Linked DNA regions of Homo sapiens: regions 2, 3, 4, 5, 6 and 7 are each linked to region 1. A link is a contact called in ENCODE Hi-C or POLR2A ChIA-PET data. All regions are on one chromosome and are shown on one strand. The core of a region is the stretch at or near the end of the contact, and the rest is flanking DNA. Distances in the headings are between cores, read along the strand shown.

What was found. A loop is a pair of places that touch in the nucleus more often than their neighbours do. ChIA-PET counts read pairs that join two places held with the same protein, here RNA polymerase II (POLR2A). Pooled maps may share reads with other maps.
Region 2: a pooled map shows a loop between it and region 1 (5-fold over the local background). The contact joins the enhancer-like site here to the promoter of HNRNPL in region 1. A Hi-C loop is called at or near these places in 3 of 37 single-sample maps with no recorded cell type and 6 of 50 pooled maps. POLR2A ChIA-PET finds 5 or more read pairs at or near these places in 1 of 52 experiments (OCI-LY7).
Region 3: a pooled map shows a loop between it and region 1 (5-fold over the local background). The contact joins the enhancer-like site here to the promoter of HNRNPL in region 1. A Hi-C loop is called at or near these places in 6 of 37 single-sample maps with no recorded cell type and 5 of 50 pooled maps. POLR2A ChIA-PET finds 5 or more read pairs at or near these places in 3 of 52 experiments (B cell, OCI-LY7 and activated CD4-positive, alpha-beta T cell).
Region 4: a map of ascending aorta shows a loop between it and region 1 (8-fold over the local background). The contact joins the promoter of CATSPERG here to the promoter of HNRNPL in region 1. A Hi-C loop is called at or near these places in 4 of 168 maps with a recorded cell type or tissue (CD4-positive, alpha-beta memory T cell, aorta, ascending aorta and 1 more), 7 of 37 single-sample maps with no recorded cell type and 21 of 50 pooled maps. POLR2A ChIA-PET finds 5 or more read pairs at or near these places in 2 of 52 experiments (A673 and BJ).
Region 5: a loop to region 1 is called in a pooled map, with 11 times the contacts of the local background. The contact joins the promoter of SIPA1L3 here to the promoter of HNRNPL in region 1. A Hi-C loop is called at or near these places in 4 of 37 single-sample maps with no recorded cell type and 8 of 50 pooled maps.
Region 6: a loop to region 1 is called in a pooled map, with 7 times the contacts of the local background. The contact joins the promoter of EID2 here to the promoter of HNRNPL in region 1. A Hi-C loop is called at or near these places in 5 of 50 pooled maps.
Region 7: a pooled map shows a loop between it and region 1 (5-fold over the local background). The contact joins the enhancer-like site here to the promoter of HNRNPL in region 1. A Hi-C loop is called at or near these places in 1 of 168 maps with a recorded cell type or tissue (OCI-LY7), 3 of 37 single-sample maps with no recorded cell type and 3 of 50 pooled maps.

Annotation. Positions count from the first base shown.
Region 1 is chr19:38,848,153-38,851,359 of GRCh38, reverse strand. It overlaps HNRNPL (heterogeneous nuclear ribonucleoprotein L), which reads left to right and starts at 1,374. Exons shown (of 13, transcript NM_001533.3): 1 at 1,374-1,660. The coding sequence starts at 1,394. RefSeq lists enhancers at 597-666, 997-1,086, 1,237-2,174, 2,247-2,336, 2,175-3,113 and silencers at 1,237-1,496, 1,507-2,046.
Region 2 is chr19:37,926,452-37,929,820 of GRCh38, reverse strand. All of the region lies in intron 1 of SIPA1L3 (signal induced proliferation associated 1 like 3), which reads right to left. Among named protein-coding and RNA genes, the nearest start is that of SIPA1L3, 21 kb to the right of the region's middle. Within about 2 kb of position 1,620, at least 5 of the 41 ENCODE cell types and tissues checked have a DNase peak (open chromatin) inside an H3K27ac peak, as active enhancers do; they include OCI-LY7, where a contact is called at or near this core.
Region 3 is chr19:38,031,747-38,035,074 of GRCh38, reverse strand. The region is part of intron 2 of SIPA1L3 (signal induced proliferation associated 1 like 3); the gene reads right to left. Among named protein-coding and RNA genes, the nearest start is that of SIPA1L3, 130 kb to the right of the region's middle. Within about 2 kb of position 2,039, at least 6 of the 41 ENCODE cell types and tissues checked have a DNase peak (open chromatin) inside an H3K27ac peak, as active enhancers do; they include B cell and OCI-LY7, where a contact is called at or near this core.
Region 4 is chr19:38,333,907-38,337,360 of GRCh38, reverse strand. It overlaps CATSPERG (catsper channel auxiliary subunit gamma), which reads right to left and starts at 1,531. Exons shown (of 29, transcript NM_021185.5): 1 at 1,486-1,531; 2 at 1-140. The coding sequence starts at 126. RefSeq lists silencers at 744-913, 1,284-1,363 and enhancers at 1,484-1,693, 1,498-1,792.
Region 5 is chr19:37,905,639-37,908,926 of GRCh38, reverse strand. SIPA1L3 (signal induced proliferation associated 1 like 3) reads right to left here and starts at 1,719. Exons shown (of 22, transcript NM_015073.3): 1 at 1,569-1,719. WDR87 (WD repeat domain 87) reads left to right here and starts at 2,333. Exons shown (of 6, transcript NM_001291088.2): 1 at 2,333-2,428. RefSeq lists an enhancer at 1,008-1,067 and a silencer at 1,368-1,607.
Region 6 is chr19:39,538,395-39,541,720 of GRCh38, reverse strand. EID2 (EP300 interacting inhibitor of differentiation 2) reads left to right here and starts at 1,560. Exons shown (of 1, transcript NM_153232.4): 1 at 1,560-3,014. The coding sequence starts at 1,642. The coding sequence ends at 2,352. RefSeq lists an enhancer at 1,305-1,804 and a silencer at 1,776-1,855.
Region 7 is chr19:37,961,008-37,964,316 of GRCh38, reverse strand. All of the region lies in intron 1 of SIPA1L3 (signal induced proliferation associated 1 like 3), which reads right to left. Among named protein-coding and RNA genes, the nearest start is that of SIPA1L3, 55 kb to the right of the region's middle. RefSeq lists an enhancer at 839-1,339 and a silencer at 1,813-2,062. Within about 2 kb of position 2,041, at least 5 of the 41 ENCODE cell types and tissues checked have a DNase peak (open chromatin) inside an H3K27ac peak, as active enhancers do; they include OCI-LY7, where a contact is called at or near this core.

The sequences.
Region 1 (3,207 bases), core at 125-2,624:
CGCTGCCTGCGCGTGATAACTGGGGCGCGCTCCTCTCCACCCCCCAGGCTCCGCCAGTTGGGCTTCGCCGGAGTCTGGAGATACCCTCCGACATTCTCTTGGTGCAGTGCGGGTGGTCTTACCCCGCCCTTGAGGAAGAAAGGCCCGACGCAGGCACAGATCACAAGAACGCCTCCCCTGTGCAGGGGGCTTGCACTGTGCCAGGTGCTGTACTGGGCGCTTGGTAGGTGGCCACCCTCTCCAGGGTCGGGGCCAGGACCTCCTGTGGTGCTCAGAGGGGTCGAGCTGTCAGGTGAAAACCACTGGCCCGAGTTATGGCTTTGAAGGGAATCCTGGGGGTCTGGGATGGCAGGGACCTGTTAATTTAGATCGCACGGACAAGATGACTTGGCCCTTAGCTCCTGCAGGAGGGGTAGTGGACTATTGCAGGTGGAAGGGACTGCATGGGCACACATGGAGAGTGCGCGGAAGAGCCTTCTCCCAAGGGAAACTGAAAGGGGTTGCGGCTGAATTTAGAACTGGACAGGGTCCGAAGACAGTCGGCAGCAGCGAGTGGTTTTCTACTGAGGAAAAGGCTCAGATTTGGGATTTTAACAATTCCTCCTAGAGGTAGAAATGAACACGGTATAGTGATGGCGACAGAGATACCCTGGGAGTTCCTGTCAATCTTGGTCTAGCCTTCCGGCGCACACACAGCGGTCGCTCCATAAGGGGGCCCCGCCTCTGGGCGGTGCCTGAAAGCGTATTTGCGCATGCGTTCTCGCCTTCGCTCGTTTCGTATACTGCACCAAAGAGCGCCTACCCTGGGGCGGGGCTCCCCATTTCATCCAATCAGAGCGTATCAACAGTCCTACCATCTGGTGAGAGGGTGCGCTCCACTCTCCATTGACCAATCAGTGGAGACGCAGAAGAATGGGCATCTGTAACCACCACTGGAGAGAGACCAAAAAAGGGCGGGGCTTCCTTGTCTCCTTGCGAAGTGGCGCGGGAAGGTCGTCATTGTGACTGGTGCTGACGGATTAGCGAGGAGACCAATGAAAGTGGGAGGGAGGCGGAGATTCTTGGGAGGTTTAGAGCGCCGTTCCTATCAGGTGCTTTTAGGGAGGCCAGCAGCGCCAGAAATCCGACCTATCAAATTGGATTTTATTTTAAGGCGGCGGGGTCGACGGAAAGACTGGCAGAAAGCGACCACCTATAAGGAGTGTCTCAGACAAACAAGGGCGGGCCCTCCTGCAGAACGGCGTGGGCAATGTCCAATAAGCGCGCAAGGCGTGTGGCGGCCTACCCTCCCCCCGCGGCGGGACCAGTGGCTCCCCCTATCGGGTGGGGGCGGCGGGTGACGGGCGTGTCCCTCCCCCAATGAGAGGCGGGGGGAGGCGGGTTCTGCGCCGCCATGTCGCGGAGGCTGCTGCCCCGGGCGGAGAAGCGGCGTCGGCGGCTGGAGCAGAGGCAGCAGCCGGACGAGCAGCGGAGGCGGTCGGGAGCGATGGTGAAGATGGCGGCGGCGGGCGGCGGAGGCGGCGGTGGCCGCTACTACGGCGGCGGCAGTGAGGGCGGCCGGGCCCCTAAGCGGCTCAAGACTGACAACGCCGGCGACCAGCACGGAGGCGGCGGCGGTGGCGGTGGAGGAGCCGGGGCGGCGGGCGGCGGCGGCGGTGGGGTGAGGCCAGGGCCCTAGGCGCTGGGAAGGCCGGGAACTGGGGGACAATTTCCCAGCTTGAGGGCATTTTATTTTTTGAGGGGGGCCTCTGCGCACGCGCCCAGGCCATCGCGTCGTTGACGGTGTGGGGGAGGGGCGGCCGTTGGGCAAACGGCGGGGTTTGCGCGAGGACAGGCGCCTGCGCGTGCGCGGGGTCCGGAGCGGGGTGTGGGGGAGCGCAGAGGAAGTAGCTCGTGAGGCGAATGGCCCAGTGCGCAGGCGCCGCGGGCTGGCGTGTGGGGGCCGGGCACGCGGCCCGGCCGGTTTTTTTCCCCTTTATCATTTTCTTCGCTGGCTCCATGCGCAGGCGCAGTGTTCCCGCCCGGCCTCGTGGGCGGTTAGGGGAGCGCCTGGTGAGCGGGAACGGGTGGGCGGCGGCCTTGTTCTCTAGAGTGGGGAATTCCGTCTGATGGCAGCTTAATCTCTAAGGCCCAGCCTTGTGTCTATACAGAAATGGATGTGTTTGAGCCTAGATGCTCTCATTTTTGTAGGCATTGAAAATGGGAAGAGGACTTGTGAAATGCACTTTTAGCCTTTTAGGAGTTGAGCGAAGCCTTGAAACCATCACAAGTTTGCTTACAGTTTCCGGGGATTCACTGGGTACCGAGGATTTGATAAACCAAACTATTTCCTGGCCATGTTGGAAGCATTTCGACCCCCTGTAATCAGTCCCTCCGAAAACACCAGTCGTTGCTTTTGGAGTGGGGCCCAGTCCCCACTCTTTCCAAAATCTTGAAGTCTTACAGGGCCGCCTATTTGCAGGGTTTTCCAGGGTTTAGGGGTTACGAGTTGCTAGCGTTTTAATCTTGGCCTTGTCCCACACATTTTAAAGACATCTTAATTGAAAATCCTTAACGCTTCCTGAGGTTGGGGGAGATACTGGGATTCCCGATTTACAAAGGAGGAAATGGGCCAGGAGAGAGATGAGATGAGGTGAATTACTGTAGGTGGCACAGCTAGTGAGGGGCAGGGCTGGAGTTAGAACTCCCATTTGTGGGAGCTGCTAACCTGGCGGGAGTGCCTCACCCTGTGGTTCGCGTGGATCGCTCCTGAAATAGAATCCAATTCTACCCACCTTCCACGCACTTCTGCCCAGTGATTCTCAGACAGGGGGCCGGCCCCAGAGCCCAGGAGAGGCGGAAGAGAGTTAATCTTTCTCCTGATGACCAGAGGCTTTTGTCGGTGGGTGTAAGATACTTCTCTTAGGAAGGAGCAGTCGGTTCTTAATGGTATGGGTTGGAGTCTCTGGTCTTTCTAAAAGACTTTCCATCCGGGAGTGGGGGCTCATGCCTATAATCCCAGCACTTTGGGAGGCTGAGGCAGGCAGATTACCTGAGGTCAGGAGTTCGAGAACAGCCTGGTCAACATGGCAAAACTCCGTCTCTACTAAAAATACAAAAAAATTAGCCAGGTGTGGTGGCGAGGGCCTGTAATTCCAGCTACTCGGGAGGCTGAGGCAGGAGAATCGCTTGAACCTGGGAGGCGGAGGTTGCAGTGGACTAAGATCA
Region 2 (3,369 bases), core at 371-2,870, 920 kb after region 1:
ACATTTAATATGTTAATAGCAGAGGCCACGTTCTTAAGTACTTACCATGCGCTGGCCCCTGGGGGTAAGCACTTGACTGGCATCCTCTCCTTTCATCCAAGAACAGCCCTCAGAGGGGGAAACAGCCTTTGCAAGGAAGGGTAGGAGGAGGGGGGAGGGAGTCAGGAGCAGAGAGATGGGTGAGACCCAGGTGTTTCTGGGCAGAGTGAGTGAGTGCTCTCAAAGACCTCGCACTCTAACCTTCAGACTGCTGCCTCATCACCCAACTCAAGTTTCCCTGAATTGCCAGACAGAATACTTGGTATTCCAACAAGATTCAGAGTTCTTGTGGTACTGGGACTTTGTGCACAGTTTCAAAGGTGGGCATGATTAGAGAACAAAAAGCTAAGTCCTGATTCAGGTAATTACAAAACAAAGCTGGTAAGCACGATGACAAAAATGCATGGGCATTATGCTTTCCCTGTGTTCCACTTATTTCTGCAGCAAAACCAATTGTCTGCCTACCCAATATCCCTCCCCCTTTCCCAGTCCTTTCCTAAATGGTACTCTGATTTCATTCCTGTAGCCACTCTCCTCCCTGTGCTACCTACTTCAGGTAAGGCTGGCCCCGGCTCCAGCCCCAGCCCCAGCCCCAGCCCCAGAGGGTCAATCCTAATTGGCCCTTGGCTGGTTTCTCTGGGCAGGGTCACATATCACCATGCTGGCCAATGAGATATGAGGGAAATCTGGGAGGCAGGGAATCAATGAAAGGTTTCCTCACTCTTAAAGAGATACACAGCAAGTGAGAGATGCCCTCTTTCTGCTGCTGGATGTGGCACTGTCAGTGTGTGCCAACTGGAGCCTTGGCAGTCATCTTGTGGCCATGCAGGGAGCCTAGGGACACAGGAGACACACCATGGATGGCAGAGTGGCTTGAAGGAGAGGGATGGGGTCCCTGCAGGCATTGTGGAACTGCTTAGTCAACTCCTGTGCTGCTGTGCTGCCTACCTACAGGCTTCTTTGTTATATGAGATCATAAATCTCGTTATTTCAGGCCAATTTCATTTGGGCTTCCTATTACAGTAGCTCATGGTTCTCAAAACGTGCTTCCTGGACCAGGGGCACCAGTGTCACCACAAAATGCAAATTCTCAAGCTAGACTTACAGAATCAGGAACTTACAGAATCAGATGGGGCCCAGCAATCTGTGTTTTACCTAGCCCTCTGGGGATTCTGATCCTTGCTAGGGTTTTTTGTTTTTTTTGAGACGGAGTCTCACTCATTCTGTTGCGCAGGCTGGAGTGCAGTGGCATGATCTTGGCTCACTGCAACCTCTCAGAGCCTCCCAGGTTCAAGCAATTCTCCTGCCTCAGCCTCTCGAATAGCTGGGACCACAGGTATGTGCCACCACACCCGGCTAATTTTTGCATTTTTAGTAGAGATGGGGTTTTACCATGTTGCCCAGGCTGGCCTCGAACTCCTGGCCTCAAATGATCCACCTGCCTCGGCCTCCCAGAGTGCTGGGATTACAGATGTGAGCCACCACACCTGGTCTTGCTCGGGTTTGAAAACCACTGCAGTAGCACACAGAGCTTTAGAGTTAAGATACAGCTCTGGAGTCAGACTGCCTGAATCCAAATCACGTCACCATGCTGATACACTGTTGGTGGGAATGTAAATTAGCTCAGCCACTGGGGAAAGCAGTTTGAAGATTCCTCAAAGAACTAAAAATAGAATTACCGTTCGACCCAGCAATCCCATTTCTGGGTATCTACCCAAAGGAAAAGGAACCATTCTACCAAACGACACCTGCACTCCTACGTTCATCGCAGCACTCTTCACGATAGCATGTGAATCAACCCACAAAGCCAGGGAATCAACCCGGATGCCCATCAACAGCGGACTGGACAAAGATAATGTGGTACATATATACCATGGAATACTACACAGCCATTAAACAAGAATGAAATCATGTCTATTGCAGCAACATGGATGTAGCTGGAGGCCATTATCCTAAGTGAATGAATGCACAAACAGAAAACCAAATATCCAATGTTCTTACTTCTAAGTGGGATGCTAAACATTGCGTACACGTACACACACACACACACACACCCCATGTTCTTACAAGTGAGAGCTAAACATTGCATACACACACACACACACACACACACACACACACACACACCCCATGTTCTTATTCTAAGTGGGAGCTAAACATTGCATATACACACACACCCCATGTTCTTACTTCTAAGTGGGAGCTAAACATTGGGTACGTACACACACACACACACACACACACACACACACACACACACGAACAACAGACACTGAGAATTCCAAAAACCAAGAAGGAATGGGGCAAGGGTTGAAAATCTACCTACTGGGGGCTAGGCGCAGTGGCTCACGCCTGTAATCCCAGCACTTTGGGAGACCAAGGTGGGTGGATCACCTGAGGTCAGGAGTTCAAGACCAGCCTGTCCAACAAGGCAAAATCCAATCTCTACTAAAAAATACAAAAAAGTTTAGCCGGGCATGGTTGGTGGAGGCACCTGTAATCCCAGCTACTCGGGAGGCTGAGGTAGGGAGAATTGCTTAAACCCGGGAGGCGGAGGTTGCACTGAGCTGAAATTGCGCCACTACACTCCACCCTGGGTGACAGAGCGAGACTCCATCTCAAAAAAAAAAAAAAAAGGAAAAGAAAATCTACCTATTGGGTACTCTGTTCACTATTTGAGTGACAGGATCTGTACCCCAAACCTCAGCATCACACAATATACTCATGTAACAAACCTTCACATGTACCCTCTGAATCTAAAAAAAAAAAAATCATGCCACCACCTTTTTTTAGCTGCCTGACCTTGAACAAGTTATTCAAATTTAGTTACCTCATCTGCAAAGGGAGAATAATATCTTCCAGGGTTGTCGGGAGGCTTAAAGGAGTGGCTTCATGTGAAGGGCCCGGCACAGTGTCTTGCATGCAGCAGACGCTACATACATTGCCTACTTGCTGCTGCAGTTGTTGCTGCTGATGCTGTTACTACTGTTTGCAGCCAAAGGCTTACCAACTGACACAACTTCCCGACTGAGCTCTTCCAAAGTTGGCGCCATATCTCCTTTAAGGTTATTTCACCCCCACCCGCTCCCACAGGACCGAGGCCAGTGCCCTGGTTCCACAACGACTTGCAAGTCTCCCATCGCTACAGGGAGGTGCACGGCTCCTCAGGCCCCCTCCCCAAGCCTGAGCCACCTGGTCCCCGCAGAGATTCCCACAGACACCTCAAGCTGGGTGCTCTGCCAGCTACTCTGATGGGTGACTGATGCAGAATGCCCACGGGTTCCAGAGAGCACCCCCACCATGTGAGTCACACCAAACACCCAGCAAGAG
Region 3 (3,328 bases), core at 790-3,289, 820 kb after region 1:
TCCACTGGGTTCCCACTCCCCTGGGCTTCCCCGATCACAGACCTGACCACTCTGGGGTCTGAAGGTCTGCTTCCCTCACCGGATGGGGAGCCGCATGAGGGCAGAGCCACCCAGCCATGAGGCTGGTCCAGTCACCACTGCATCCCCACTACTCTACAGGGACGGGCAGGGGAGGCGCATATCAAATGTGTGCGCAATCAACCAGCAGACCTCCAGAGAAAGAAAAGGCTAGAAGGCTCATCCTGGGAAGAATAACTAAAAGCACAGGTATAGTTTGGAAAAAGGGAGGCCAAGAGGGGTTCCCTCAGCCACTTGTAAGTCCCTGCAGGGCTGCCAGGAATAAGACGTGCAGCTGGTGCTCTCCCGAGGACTAGACCTGAACCAGTGGGAGGTAGTTAGTTACACAGGGGCGGATGTGATTCACAAGACAGTTTTTTAATGATCACAACTTCCCCAAAGCAAAACACACTGCTGGGCTCTGCCCTTGCTGGAAGAATTTAAACCCAGGCCAGACAGTGAGCAGCCTGGTCCCCTGTACCCCACCCCCCGCACCCCCGGACCTCTTATGAGGCAACAAAGTGTAGTGGCTAAGAACAGGGGCCCTGGACCCAGGCTGCATGCCTCCCTGTCCCAGCTCCTCTACCTGGCAGGCAGCTTCACCACTCGTGCCTCAGTTTCCTCATCATTACCATGGGGATATCACAGCAGTGACGTCTTAGGGTAGTTACAAGAACTGAATGAGATCATGCACGTGAGGCGCTTACGGCAGGGCTTGGCACAGAGTCAGCACCCATTAATGTTCATTATTACTGCTTTTCCTTCCCCATGAAACCAGGCAGTGCTGGCTGGCCACCCCAACAGATACTCTCAATTCATTTTTTCTCTGGCTTCCTCCTCAGGAAAGGCTGAAAAGTTAAATAACATTTGCCACCTTCCTTGGAGCTAGGGGAGGCTATGCGACATGGCAGCAGGAGCGATGTGTCCATGAGGGGAAAGATCAAGAGAATCAAAGCGGCTCTGCCCTGACACTGCCCAGCCACCAAACTAACACTGGCAGCCAAGCACCTCCAGGTGTGCTGTTGTGAGCGAGAAATAAGCCCTCATTCAATCAAGCTGCAGTGAGCGGGGGTTTCTGTTCCTGAAACTTGAAGACATTCCTGGCCGAATGCACATACCATGATGCAAATGGCTCAAGGCGCACACCCATGGTAATTGTTTGCCAATTTCAGCTCAGGCCCGCTGCTGAGAACCCCTGACCCAGAGGAAAAACAGTGGGTGGCTGAGCCATACAGTGCTTACCAAGCCCAGTCGCTGTGTTCCACCCTTCCTTTTCAGCTGTATCTACTCCCCATCTGTACAATTATTTACATACACGCACACACACACACACACACACACACATACGTATCTCTCTCGCTCTATTGCCCGGGGCTGGAGTACAGTAGCATGGCCTCGACCTCCTGGGCGCAAGTGATCCTCCTGCCATAGCCGTCCGAGTTCCTGGGACTACAGGTGCATGCCACCAAGCCTGGCTATTTAAAACATTTTTTGTAGAGATGGAGTCTCACTCTGCTGCCCAGGCTGGTCTTAAACTCTTGGCCTCAAGTGATTCTCCTGCCTTGACCTCCCAAAGAGCTGGGATTATAGAGTGAGCCACTGCACCCAGCCCTCAAGTGATGTTCAAGCTTTATATATTTAAAAAGAATCCATATCACCACTAAAAATGAAAAATTGCTATCTTTTGCTACAAAGAAAAGCAAACTTAAAAAATAAACACAATGAAAACAAAACATAGTCACAGTCATTCATTATCTGACGTTGCATAATTTGGGTTCAATGGACTGGCAAAAAATTTTTCACTTTCCTTTTCTATTGCGGGGAACATCAGATCTGGCAATACTCAGGGATAAGACTGGCTCCAGCTGAGCAGGGCTGCCCCTTGGAGAGGGAACACATTTCCTTTTCACAGAAACTGTGTTCAGAAGGGAGATGATTTGACTGTGATCTCCCGGATGGCTGTGGATGAATTAGGCTGGGGACCGCCTCACTCCCTCCTCTATTCAGGGCCTCCTCAGAGAGGCCTTCCTTGGCCACCTTGTCCGAAAATTGCCCTGTGAGGCCAGTCCCCTTCCCTGCTTTATTCATCACTATATACTCCTATATACATCCTATGTACACTATATACATCCAACTTATCCTATATTCACTTCTTTTTTTTTTTTGAGACCGAGTCTCGCTCTGTTGCCCAGGCTGGAGTGCAGTGGCGCAACCTCAGCTCACTGCCACCTCTGCCTCTGGGTTCAAGCGATCCTCCCACCTCAGCCTCTCAAGTAGCTAGGATTACAGGTGTGTGCCACCACGGTTGGCTAATTTTTTTGTATTTTTAGTAGAGACGGGGTTTAGTAGAGACGGCCACCATGTTGGCCAGGCTGGTCTTGAACTCCTGACCGCAAGTGACCCGCCCACCTTGGCCTCCCAAAGGTGTTGGGATTACAGGTGTGAGCCACCATGCCCAGCCCTATATTCACTTTTTATCTGTTTACTGTTTTATTCTCCAGTAGGATGTCCGTTCCCTTAAGGTAAGGAGTTTGTTTTTTCATTCCTGAATCCCTAGTGCCTAGAAGCAGATAGTAGGTGCTCAAATGCATATTTGCTGAGTGAAGGAAAATAAATGAATGAACAAACGAAACCTGTTCATGTTCTTTCCAAGTTCCCTAAGGCCCTGGTTACCACGTAGGAAAAGTGCCGTTCTTCCTGCTGTGTGAGAGGCAATGCTAGGAATTTACTTGGAACTTGGGAGCTTTTATCACATGAAAAAGGAATGTGCTAGATTAAAACAAGTATCTATGAGCCCATAGGATATAAATTAGTAACTAAATAAAGAAATAAGGGGGAAGGGACAGGTCTTCCTTACAGAAGAGTTCCAATTAATAAATGTAGATGGAATGAGAGGCACACAAAAACTGCCATCAGGGAAACAGCACAGCAGTAACTGCTGTAGACAAGACCCGGCCACCAATGGATGGTAAAATTAGTGGGTGGAAGTTTGAGGAAAAGCGGGATGTGGGATATTAGCATAGCCTCAAAGTTTCTCCCCAAAGGTAGCATTTTTGTTTTGTTTTAAAGAGACAGGCTCTTGCTCTGTCACCCACACTGGAGTGCAGTGGCACGATCTCAGCTCACTGCAATCTCCGCATCCTGGGCTCAAGCGATCCTCCTGCCTCAACCTCCTGAGTAGCTGGGACTACAGGTGTGCACCACCACACCTGGCTAATTTGTTTCTATTTTATTTTTTTAGAGCTAGGGTCTCACTTCATTGCACAAGCTG
Region 4 (3,454 bases), core at 282-2,781, 510 kb after region 1:
CTGGAAATCCTTGATCGCCCACAGCCTCCACGACGCCAGGAGCACTGCCAGCAGGGCCCACAGCACCTGCACGACTCGGACTCTGGGCCACGGAGGACCGGCAGGGAACATGGCTGGGCCGCACATAACGTGGCTAGAACCTGGAGAACGCAGGAGTCAACACCCACGCGCCGGACAGCTCTCTGGAGCCCACTTTTAAGATTCCACCTCGCTTCTGCGCCTCTCACAGCACTTGCTCCTGGCCACGCCCCGGCTCTTGCTCCTGGCCCCGCCCCTGCACTTGCTCTTGGTCCCGCCCCTGCTCTTGCTCCTGGCCCTGCCCCCGCACGGACTTTTAGCCCCGCCTCTGCTCTTGTTCCTGGCTCCGCCTCTGCACTTGCTCCTGGTCCCGCCCCTGCTCTTGCTCCTGGCCCTGCCCCCGACCCTCGTGGGTATCGCACCTCTGCTATTGCTCCGGGCCCCAGCCCTACTAATGTTTCTGGCCACACCCCTGCTCCTCCGCCTCGTTCCGCCCCGCCGCCTCCACGTCTCTTCCTTTAACTTTATCCTCACCTTGCTCCTTATTCCGCCCCCTCCCTGTATTCCACTCTTGCTCTTCACCTGGTCTTGGTTTCTATTTCTCGCTTTGACAGTCCCCCTCTTAAGTTCCCCCGTACTGCTTCTGCCTGCGATCGCACCCGTGTACTTCCACCCGGCTGTGCCCCAACCTCTTGCCCCACCCTCGCACTTCTCTTGGTATCGCCGCTTTCTCCTCGCTCGGGGTCTGCCCAGGGGCTGGGTACTGTACCTGGTCTCGCCCGTCTCCGGGCCCCGCCCCTGCTCTTGCTCCCGGCCCCGCCCCTGCTCTTGCTCCCGGCCGGGCCCCCGTTTCTCGCCCGGGGCTTGCTCCTCACTCTGCTTCCGCTCCTGACCGCGCCCCTACTCCTCCACTTGGTCTTTATGGACCCGTTCCTTCCCCGGGTTCTCGGCGATTGGTTCTTCCCGCGCGGGCCCGTCGCCCCGTCCCGCCCTCTGGTAACGCCCCTCCTCCTCGCCCTGCCCCTTCTCGATGAAAACTGTCTCTTCGCCTCGGGATCTTTCCTCGCCCTTCGTTGTTTCCTCGCCCCACACCTTCTCCTTCCACGCCGGCACCAGCTTCTTAGCCGGCACCTTCTTGAGTCTCACCTTCCCCTCGTACCGCGACACCTTCTTGCCCCACTTCTTACTCTTCCTTCCCATGCCATTAACACCTGCCTGCTCTATACCCCGACTCTCCTGCCCCGCCCCGCCCTTCGCCCTTCACGTTCGGCTCCCCCTTTCCCTCCTCTGCCAGCTCCCACGACTCTTCCCCTCTTTCCCTCCTCTCCCAGCTCCCACGACTCTTCCCCTCTTTCCCCTGCCTCTCCCCTTCTCGCCTTCCCCTTCCCCTCCCCTTCCTAGTTCCTCCCCGTCCCCGGCATCCCCCCGCCCCTGGATGGCACAGCTTTTTCCCCGGCCCCGTGGTACCAGTCACTTGGTTAAAACCGGTCAACTGTCACTCGGCCGCACCAGTCCCGCCCCTCTTGCCCGGTCTCAAAATGGCCGCCCACACTTCCACAGCCGACTTCCGCCTTTGCAGAGGCACGCCCTCCTCTCACGCGGTCTCCAAGGTGACGCGCAACCCCTAAGGCACCGAGGGCTGGAGGCTGTCTCAGCACTGAGGGCGCGGGGCCTGGTCGGCAGAGGGTGCTGGAGACTACGTTTGTGCCAGGAAGGCCTTCAAGGAGTTTCTATTGGTTGTTCTGGCAGCAAGCACGGTCCCTACTTGTGCTTCCTACCCAAATATATATATATATATATTTTTTTGAGACGGAGTTTCGCTCTTTCTCCCAGGCTGGAGTGTGAAGTGGCGCGATTTCGGCTCACTGAAACCTCCGCGCCCCTGCCCCGGATTCAAGCGATTCTCCTGCCTCAGCCTCCCGAGTAGCTGGGATTATAGGCTCCCGCCACCACGCCTGGCTAATTTATTTTTTGTATTTTTAGTAGAAACGGGGTTTCATCATGTTGGCCAGGCTGGTCTCGACTCCTGACCTCAGGCGAACCACCCGCCTCGGCCTCCCAAAGTGCTGGGATTACAGGCGTGAGCCACTGCGCCCGGCCCTACCCCAAAATTCTACTCCTTAAAAAAGTGTGGTTTCCTGGAGACCTTGTGAGAATGAATAGGCTGCTTAGCACCGTCCTCTACAAAACAGGACAAGGACAGCCATCCTATACTGTTGTGGGAAGTGTGCCCGGCTCAAGTAAAATATTCATTAAGTTAATTTTCATTTGCATTCTGATGCCTTACAGGTAAGGATTCAGGCCATGACTTTTTGATGAACTCCAGACCAGACGTTTAACCCAGTGGTTTTCAAATTTGAGCATGCATTAGACTCACCTAAAAGGCTGGGTAAGCCAGGTTGGTGGGTACCACACCCTGAGTTTTTGTTTTTGTTTTAAAGATGGAGTCTCTGGCTGGGCATAGTGGCTCATGCCTATAATCCCAGCACTTTGGAAAGCTGAGGCAGGCGGATCACTTGAGGTCTGAAGTTGGATACCAGCCTGGCCAACATGATAAAACCTTGTCTCTACCAAAAAATACAACAATTAGCCGGGCATGGCGGCGGGCACCTGTAATCCCAGCTACTCGGGAGGCTGAGGCAGGAGTTGCTTGAACCCAGGAGGCGGAGGTTGCAGTGAGCCGAGATCCCTCCACTGCACTCCAGCCTGGGCGACAGAATGAGACCCTGTCTCAAAAAAAAAAAAAAAAATTAAGCCAGATGTGGTGCTGCACACCTGTAATCCCAGTACTTTGGGAGGCTGAGGTAGGAGGATCGCTTGAGGCCAGCCTGGGCAATATGGTAAGACCCTGTTGCTAACAATTTTTTTAAATTAGCCCAGTGTGGTGGTCCATCCCTGTGACCCCAGCTACCTGGGAGGTTGAGGCAGGAAGACCACTTGAGCCCAGGAGTTTGAGGCTGCAGTGAGCTCTGAAATACACGGAAATGCAGTGAGCTGTGATCACACCACTGCATTTCAGCCTGGGCAAAAGAGCAACACCCTATCTCAGGTTAGCCTTGAATTTCAGGCCTCATGTGAGCCTCCCATCTCAGCCTCCTGAGTAACTACCTGGCTACTTCCAGAATTTTTCATTCAGTAGATCTGGAGTGGGGCCTGATAATTTGTATTTCTGGCAAGTTCCTAGGTGATGCTGATACTAGTGGTCTGGAGACCACACCTTGAGAACCAGTGCTCTAGAACCTTCCATGACCCTCTAGGCCCTCAGGAAAACTTCCAAACCCCTCGGTTTCCAGAGCCCCTCATACTCTCCTCCCTGTCATTCTATCTGGCTCATCTGCCCTCTCCCCCTTAGACCTCTGTGGTCCACAGTCTGGTCACATGGAGCGACTTGAATATCCTTGGTCAGGTGTGAGCCATGCATGCTCCAGACCTGTGC
Region 5 (3,288 bases), core at 470-2,969, 940 kb after region 1:
CATCTGGAGCTGGAGTGCAGGGGACTCAGTGGCTTTGGGACACAAAGGCAAAAGCTGGCAGCACCAGGACAATAATTAAAGCACTGGAGTGAACATACTGGCTCTGTGGGGAGGGGTGTGTGAGCAGGGGACTGCTGATGGCAGGTCAGACCCATTTCTTCTTAGGCCTTTCTACTATAGTGTGTTCCATAATTTAATCTTTGGTAAGTAAAATTTGGGAGGGAGGGGGAAGATAAAAAAACACTAACTTTGTGCTCACTCTGCCATGTAGGTACAAACAGAAGCAAAAAGGGCCTATTAAAAAAAAAAACAGCAAGATACATTTAATCATTTAATAAGCACTTACTGTGTGCCGGGCCTTGTGCAAAGCACTAAACATGAATTATCTCCTGGAACCATCCAAACAATCCTGGCACAAAAGTCCTATGACTACCATTCCACAGATGGGACACTGAGGATGGGAGCAAATGTGTGGGGGAGCTCAGGGCTGTCATGTCACAGCCCACAGTCAGGCAGTCTCTGGGCCAGATGGAGAATATTGAAGAACAATTATAATACATAAGAGCTGCTACTTAGTGAGAGATGGCGCTGGACTAGAAATACAATCTCAGCAAATCCTTACAACCCTTTGAGAGTGATCTTGTTATTATCCCATTTTGTAAATGAGGAACCTGAGGTAGTAGGAAGGGAAGTCAACTGGACCAGTTCTGAATCTGGCCCTCGGGGGTGACCAATACTACGGCCAGAGCCCCACCCTCAGAGGGTCTCTGGGCCACTAGGAAAACGCTGAATAAATGGTACCATTTACTGAGCGTTATATGCCAGCTGCTGTGCTAAGCACTTTACACATGGTATTCTCACTGCATCCTGAAAACAACTCGACGAAGTGGTTGCTATTTAAATCCCCATTTTATAGATAGGGAAACCAAGGCACAGAGAGGTGAAGCCAGTTGCCCAAAGTCACACAGCTGGTAAATGTTCAAATTTGAACCTGGGGTCTCTCTGCCTTCCAAACCAACGCTCTTAACAAAATAATCTCGGTTAACAGCAGCTAGCCTGCATTGGGTGCTAACTAAGGACTCACCTCTTTACATGCACACGCTCAACTAATCCTCACCCTATGCAATCGATAACATCTTCACCTCATTTTTCGGAGAGCTAACAATAACCCAAATACGTAGTAAGTGCCTCCTATGTGCCAAATGTTTTATTATATTATCTCAACAGAGTCTCCGCCAAGATGCTCTCCTACTCCGTTTTACTGCAGGGGAAATTGAGGTTCGGCGCGGTTTTCCCAGATCGCGGCTCCCGAGTGGCACAGCCGGGACGCGAATCCACCGCTCCCCGCCTCCAAGCTCTTCACCACAGCGCCGGGGTGCACGCCTGGAAAGTTGAGCCATGCGGGCACGAGTCCGGCTGGGTCCGGAGGGCGCGAGTCCCGGCGCCGCCGCCCCCCACGGCCAGTACCCACACCCGGCCGTCCGCCCGCGCTGACCCTCGGGGTCCGGGCAGCCACCGATTCCCCGCCACCCTTGCGCGAGGCCGATCCTGCACCCGGAGCCACGTACCTGGACGCCCCGGCTGCCCGCCTCGCGGGCCCCACGATCGCGGCGTCCAGCTCCGCGCCGCTCGCTGGAGACGCCGCCAGCTCCGGTGGCCCGAGTGACTTCCAGGCTGCCCACTTCCAAGCCGCTTCGCGCGAGTCCTCCTGGGAACTGTAGTTTCGCCCTAGCCGGCCGCGAACTCAAAAAGAGAATGGCGCGCGGGGGCTGCCGGGAGCCGTAGGCGCACCGCCGCGCTGCCTCCTAGGAACGGTAGTCCGCTGGTCGCCTTCGTGCAGCTCCAGTCTGTAGAGCACTTCCGCAGCCCCGAGGGGCGTGAGGGAGGGAGGTGTGTCTCCTGCAGACTACAGCTCGAGAGCCGCGCTCTTCGCCCCGCCGGGGCGGTTTCTCCTTTCTCCTGGCCCCGTCTACCTCCTCCCTTCATTCGGCGGAACCTCTCCCTCACTCTCTGCCAGGCTCGAGTCACTTACCCCTAGGACGCTAGCCCGGGGGAAACGGGGGAAGCGGAGCAGTGCGCTAGACCCCCAGCGGAGGGGGCGGTGGAGGAGGGCGTAGATGCACGCCCGCGCACGCGCGGTCGTCGGCAGACCCCGGCCTAAATTGCCGCGGGACCCCGCGGAGAGGATTTTTTTTTTTTTTCTTTCGAGAGCGCGCGCGCGTTCTCGCGCCGGGCGCGCGCCCATGCGCACGCGCGTTCAGACCCCTGGCCTCGGGAAGTCCGCCGGCTGCGGGGTTGGGGGCCAACCGTTCTGTGGGCGGAGTCCTCTCGCAACATCCGCCAGGTAGCTTCTTAGTTGCTGCCCCTAGCTCTAGGAGCTCCTGAGTGCACACGCCGTACCCGTCCCTTGTCGGGAATCCTGTCGCAGGTAACAGGCGCAGCCAATGCTTTGAGATAGAGACGCCCTGCCTTCCCTGCCACGTGCAGGAGGCCCGAGGGTGAGGGGCCCCAGGTGTAGTCGCCTGTCCCCGGCGTAGGCGGCTCCAGAGCTCTGCCTTCGACGGGAGCCACAAGACCCAGGGGCTGCCTAGGGGCCTTGTTATCTTGCATTCTTTTGTTGATCGCACATTCCTGAGGGTAACTAGTGTTTGTAGAGTACCTACACCTTGGGAAATTTTGTCCAAATTTAATCCACCTGGTGACATAACCAAGCAGCGGAATACCCCGCAACACACACTCCTTTTTTAAGGTATATTGCCACTCCTCCATAAGAGTTACCGAGGGAATTGACTGGAATTGCAAGGTCCTCTGGTGGAGAAGCCGGAGTCAATACCCTTTCCGCCTCAGCCTGCCTTCTAGGAAGATGTTCACTAACACTTGAAGCTGGGAAGCATATGTTTCTTCCTGGGAGAGCACATTTTTCCACTCATTCAACAAAAATGGATTAACCACCTATTCCATGTCAGGTTGGGTGATTATGGAGACACAAGAGAAATCCAGACAGACTGGACTCCTACCTTCAGGGAGTTTTCAGTCCAGTAGGGATATCAGGCCACCACCAGACTACAACAATGTAGAGCAATACTAGCTAAGAGAAATATACCCTGCACTTTGAGCCACCGAGGCAGGAGGATCACTTAAGGCCAGGAGTTGGAGACTGGCCGGGTAACATAGCAAGACCCTATCTCTACTAAAACTAAAAAACTAGCTAGGCGTGGTGGCATGTGGCCATAGTCCCAGCTATTTAAGAGGCTGAGTATCGCTTAAGCCCAGGAGTTTGAGACTGCA
Region 6 (3,326 bases), core at 311-2,810, 690 kb before region 1:
GGTAATGAATATAATAACTATCAAGAAAATAAAGTATTTATAAACCATAATGAAAATGTAGGCTGGAGGCCGAGTGCTCTGGCTCACCCTATAATCCCAGCACTTTGGGAGGCTGAGACAGGCGGGTCGTTTGAGCCCAGGACTTTGAGACCAGCCTGGGCAACATAAGGAGACCCTGTCTCTACAAAAAAATTAAAAATTAACTGGGTGTGGTGGTGTACACCTGTAGTCCCAGGTACTCAGGAGACTGAAGTGGGAGGATTATTTGAGCTCGGAAGGTTGAGGCCACGTTGAGCTGTGATTGTGCCACTGCACTCCAGTCTGGGTAACAGAATGAGATGAAAGAAAGAAGGAATGAAGGAAGGAAGGAAGGAAGGGAGTGAGGGAGGGAGGGAGGAAGAGAAAATGTGAATGGATGAATCTCATAAAAATAATGCACAAAAAAACAGATACAAGTGTGTATGTGAGAAAACATTTTAAATGGTCCATTTCTGAGGCATGATAAATCTAAGTACTGGCAGCCAGCCTGCAAATATAACAAACTGCAGGGCTCATCCACCTAGAAGGTCACAATAAGGGAACAGAATGTAGAGGCGGGGTCAGCCCATAAAAGGGAAGAAAGTGGCCGGCGCAGTGGCTCACGCCTGTAATCCCAGCACTTTGGGAGGCCGAGGCAGGCGGATCACGAGGTCAAGAGATCGAGACCATCCTGGCCAACATGGTGAAACCTCGTCTCTACTAAAAATACAAAAATTACGCAGGTGAGTGTGTTTCTCACATAGATAAAGTTCAGAATACAAACCAAACTAAACTACAGCATTAGGAATGCACCCTTAGGTGGTAAAATGAAAAGAAAAACAAGAAAGTGATTACCATAAGTATCAGCATAGTTGTTACTTCTGCGTAGAAAGGAAAGGATAGTGATAAGAAGAAGAGGAAGGGTTCTGGGATGCTGGAAATATTCCACTTCTTGGACTGTGTGGTAGTTAAACGGATGTTCACTTTGTGATAAATCATTCAGCTGTATATTTATGTTTTGTTTACTTTTCTGCATGTTATATTGCACAAATAAGATTCGAAAAACAAATGTCCAAGGTAGTCAATGCAATGTTAAAGATAACACGAAAAGACTGTAATTACAAAGCTTTGGTAGCTAGGACGATCCGTATGGATGAAGACAGGCAAAGGAATGAATGAAAAACAATTTAAAAATCCAGAAAAGACCATGAATCTAAAATATCTTGATATATAATAGAGGTGGCACATAATCACTGGAGAACAAAGAGAAACACCCTAGGACAGAACCTTGAGAACGCCTACAAGAAGCGATCTTGTAAGCGTTCCTCATAAACATCAAACTGGTTGAAATGTCCCCCGCCCTTCGTCGTTGGGATGTTTCAGATGCGTTGGCGCTTCCCGGCCTCGAGGGGGCATCTGGAGAACGGCGGGCGCCGGGAAAGTACGCATGCGCACTGCTCCCAGGGTTTGCGGTAAGAATCTATGCTCTCGCGCCCGGTTACGCACACTGCATTTACAGCGCGCATAGCGCCCACGCACGCGCACTGGGGTGTCCGCCGGGCATCGCTCTGTCCAGTTATTCCAGTTTCTCTGGGAGCAGCCGAGTTGACCCCACGGTCTGAGATGTCCAAGCTGCCCGCAGACAGCAGTGTCCCGCAGACAGGCGCGGCGAATGGTGACAGAGACGTCCCGCAGGCGGAGGTAGGCCGCGGGAGGCGGGAGCCGGCCCCGGCACAGCCTGAGGAGGCCGGGGAAGGCGCGATGGCGGCGGCCAGGGGAGGCCCGGTGCCGGCGGCCAGGGAAGGTCGGATGGCGGCGGCCAGGGCAGCCCCGGCGGCGGCAGCCAGGGGAGCCCCGGTGGCAGCGGCGGCGTTGGCCAGGGCAGCCGCGGCGGGCAGGGAAAGCCCGGCGGCGGCGGCGGCCAGGGAAGCCCGGATGGCGGAGGTCGCCCGCTTGCTGGGGGAGCCAGTGGACGAAGAGGGTCCCGAGGGCAGGCCCAGGTCCAGACACGGGAACGGAGGCCTGGCTGCGTTGCCCTATCTCCGTCTCCGCCACCCACTTAGCGTTTTAGGCATCAATTACCAGCAGTTTCTCCGCCACTATCTGGAAAATTACCCGATTGCTCCCGGCAGAATACAAGAGCTTGAAGAACGCCGCAGGCGATTCGTGGAAGCCTGCAGAGCAAGGGAAGCAGCGTTTGATGCCGAATATCAGCGAAATCCTCACAGGGTGGACCTCGATATTTTAACCTTTACGATAGCTCTGACTGCCTCTGAAGTTATCAACCCTCTGATAGAAGAACTTGGTTGCGATAAGTTTATCAATAGAGAATAGTTATGTGGTGACACTACTTCAAGAGAACCTCTGCATTCCAGTCATACCAATCCTGCAACTTGATTTTCAGAAGTCAAGAGTATATCGCGATAAGACAGTGCACAGGTGGAGGGGAAAAAAAGGGGGAGGGGGAAGCTTATCTTGAAAAAGCATCACAGAAGTAGAAAAAAATGTCGAAAGCATTATAACTGTAACGTTCTTTGAGTTTGTGATTGATCCACATTTTTCCCCCTGCATTATGGAAAATGTCTCTCAGCATTGCTTTATTACAAAGTAAAGGATGGTTTTATAAAATTGAGACTGATGAAACATCAATACTAGAGCCCATGAGGATGAAAGAAATTATCAAATAGTGCTGAACAGAATAAGATGTTAACGCTGAGTTATTAGGACTGGAAGGCTATGAAAAGAACTTGAAATTGTCGGAATATGTGCTCTCTTCATGTCATATTCAATAGAAGTTTCTAGTTTAAGATTGATTTTGTGTTTTCTTAGGCATTTCAAGTGACAAGCAAAGTAAATGTATATATTATGTGATAAATCATGTTTTCAAGAACGTCAAATTTCTGGACTTTTTTCTTTCAATTTTTAATTTTTAAAGTTTTTTTGGTATTAAAAAATCTATTCACAAGCCAAAAAATATATAAAATATACAGCGAAAAGCCTTCCATTCTTGTTTTCCTCCATCCAGTACCAACGATGACCTCTAATAGCCACAGTTTCCTTTCCGTCCTTCTAGTTTCCTTACGTGTACACAGGCACATATAAATCTGGGTTTACTTGTTTTATTTCTTCACAGAAGTCGGCATATTATATTTACTGGTTTATACATTGCTTTCTCATTAAGAACATATGTTGACCCTTCCAAACCACTGTATTTCCTCATTATTTTTTAAAGTGGCATTTTATTCCATTCTGAGGTTATGTCCAAATTTACTTAACCAGGGATATATTGACGGACATTTAGGTTGTTT
Region 7 (3,309 bases), core at 792-3,291, 890 kb after region 1:
GGGCTCAAGCAACCCTCCTGCCTTAGCCTCAGACCACAGGCATGCACCACCATGCCTAATTTTTAAAAAAATTTTCTGTAGAGATGGGGTCTTGCCATGTTACCCAGGCTAGTCTCAAACTCCATCCTGTCTCCACCTCCCAAAGTGTTGAGATTACAGGTATGAACTACTGCATTCAGCCTCTTCTCCCTTTAGAACTATTTACTGAAATATTTATGGGTGAAGGGAAATATGATATATGGTACTTGCCTCAAAACAATGGGCTGAGGAGTGGGCAAAGTCAGAATATAAACAAAATAAGCTTGGTCACACCTGGATAATATAAACTCCACTTCTTATATGTTTGCAATTGTTCATACTAAAAAGTAAAATTAAAAAACAAAAACCAAACCCAACAACTCAAAAAGCTTCCAAATTGACTGAAATATGTAGCTAGAGCTACATATTTAAAGTTTGGAAATTTGGAAAGACTTCTGGGTATGTCTTAAATTAAAGAGAAAATCAAAAGTCAAAGCTGCTAACCAGACTTCTGGAATGGGGAAGTGGAGAGGAGCTCAGAAAAGTATTTCCCACCAAAATCAACAATGAAAGTAGACAGAATTGCCAAACACAACCATTTGAGGATTCTAGAAATCAACCAAAGGCATATAACTACCCAAGAAGCAGTTACTCAAAAACTCAATAAATAAACGCTGAACTTCAAGTAAGAACAGTGGGAACATGTGGCGTTTAATTTGGGGTTCCTCCCATCACACGCACCAGCTCCATCAGTTTGACCAAGGCAGAGCAAGCCATGAAAACTTTGTGGCTGGACTGGGGCCTAGTGCCAAACAAATGGGGAAGACCAACATCACAGCTAGACTGTGGTTACGATCTGGCTGGAGCCAGCAGCAGGCCTGTAGACCAGCCAGAAATTTAGCAGGAAGATCCAGGGAATGAGATAGCCACACAAGGCCTTGGTAAGGTCCCATGCAGCCCTGCTGGTCTGGAACAATGTGCATATATACAAGGTTGCACACAAGCTCCAGAGAGACTAGAGGGGGCCCTTGCTGTCCACACATCCCTGGCCCAACATGAGGCCTTGAGAGTGTGCAAGGGAGACACCAGATGGCCAGGCAGAAAGTAATGGCTGGGGCCGACTCAGGAACTGCTTGGAAAAAAAAAAGGAAGAAACTGAACTTTGAAAATATTCCCCAACCCACAGACACAGATCCATTGGCAAAGGATGGAAGCTTTATTGGCTCAAGGTGTTTCAGCACAACCTTTAATCTGACCACTAAACCATGCTGAACCAAAGGCAACCCCTAGTAAGTTATGCTTAAAATTAAAACAATTTTTTTAAAAGAGAAAAGAGTCTATACCACAAGGGGACAAACTCCAAAGAATTAGCCCAGGATACTCAGTAAACAAAACAAAAGGAGAAAAATGGCAACGGCAACCATGGCCTGGAAGGTAGAAATCAGAATCCACAGCTGCTACAGTGTATGATCTAAAATGTTCAGTGTTCAACAACAAAACAAACTGAGGCTGGGTGAGGTGGCTCACGCTTGTAATCCCAACACTCTGGAAAGCCAAGGCAGGAGGATCGCTTGAGCCCAGGAGTCTGAGACCAGCCTGGACAAGATAGGAAGACCCCATCCCTACACGTATGCATGTGTGTGCACACCCTCGCCAAACACACAAAGCTGGGCATGGTGTTGCATGCCTATAGTCCCAGCAACTCAGGAGGCTGAGGCAAGAGAATCATTTGAGCCCAGGAAGTCAAGGCTGAGAAGAGCCATGATCCTGCCACTGCACTCTGGCCTGGGCAACAGAGTGGAACCCTATCTCAAAAAAAAAAAAAAAAAAAAAAAGGCCGGCTGCAGTGGCTCATGGCCAAGCACGGTGGCTCACACCTGTAACCCCAGCACTTTCAGAGGCCGAGGCGGGCAGATCACCTGAGGTCAGGAGTTTGAGACCAGCCTGGCCAACATGGGGAAACCCCATCTCTAGTAAAAATACAAAAATCAGCCAGGCGTGGTGGCGCAGGCCTGCAATCCCAGCTACTCGGGAGGCTGAGGCAGGAGAATTGCTTGAACTCCGGAGGCGGAGGTTGCAGTGAGCCAAAATCGTGCCACTGCACTCCAGCCTGGGCAACAGAGTTAGACTCTGTCTCAAAAAAAAAAAAAAAGAATGAAAGAAAAATTGTGAGACACACAAACAGTAAAATGTGACCCATACTCAGGAAATGAATCAGTTAATAGAAATTGCCTTCTAGACGGCTTACAAGTTACATTTCAAACAGCTATTATAAGTATGTTCAAAGATAAATAAAATAACATTTAAAGAATTAAAGGAAAGTAGAAATAATAAATAGAAATTAGAAAAAAAGCAATGGAAATTCTGATAACTGAAATAAAAAATTCACTAGAGGGGCTCAACGGCAGATTTGAAAAGAACCAGTGGGCTTAAAGATAGATCAAAAAAAGTATATAATCTGTACAGAATTTAAATAATCTGTAAGAAAGATTGAATACGAATAAACAGGCCTTCAGAGACATGAGGGACATCATCAAAGGCATCAAGACAGACATAATGGGAGTCCTATGAGAGGAGAGAGAAAGTGCCAGAAAAAAAAATCTGAACAAGTAATAGCCCAAAACATCCCAAATCTGATGGAACACATTAGTTTACACATCCAAGAAGGCCAAGAAACTCCATATACAATAAATAGAAAGAGAGCCACACTGGACACAACGTAGTCAAATTGGTTTTCGTGTTGTTTTGTTTTTAAACATAGTCAAATTGTTGAAAGACAAAGACAAGGAGAAAAGCTTCAAAGTAGGAAAAGAAAAAGTCTACACACAGGGAGCATCAGTACAAATGACAGCTCATTTCCCACCACAAACAATGGAGGCCAGAAGACATCAGGATAGCATTTTCAAAATGCTGAAGAAAAAAAAACTGTCAAATAAGAATTCTATAGCCAGCAAAACTATCCTTCAAAAATCAAGGTGGAGAAGGGCACAGTAACTCATGCCTGTAATCCCAGCACTTTGAGAAGCCCAGGTACGAAGATAACTTGAGGCCAGGAGTTTGAGACCAGCCTGGGCAACACAGCGAGATCCCCATCACTAAAGAAAAATTTTAAATTAAAAAAAAAAAAAAGGGTTGGGCACGGTGGCTCACACCTGTAATTCCAGCACTCTGGAAAGCCAAGGCGGGTGGATCACTTGAGGCCAGGAGTTCAAGATCACCCTGGCCAAGATGGTGAAACCCCATCTCTACTAAAAATACAAAAATTAGCCAAGTGTGGTGGCGGGTGCCTGT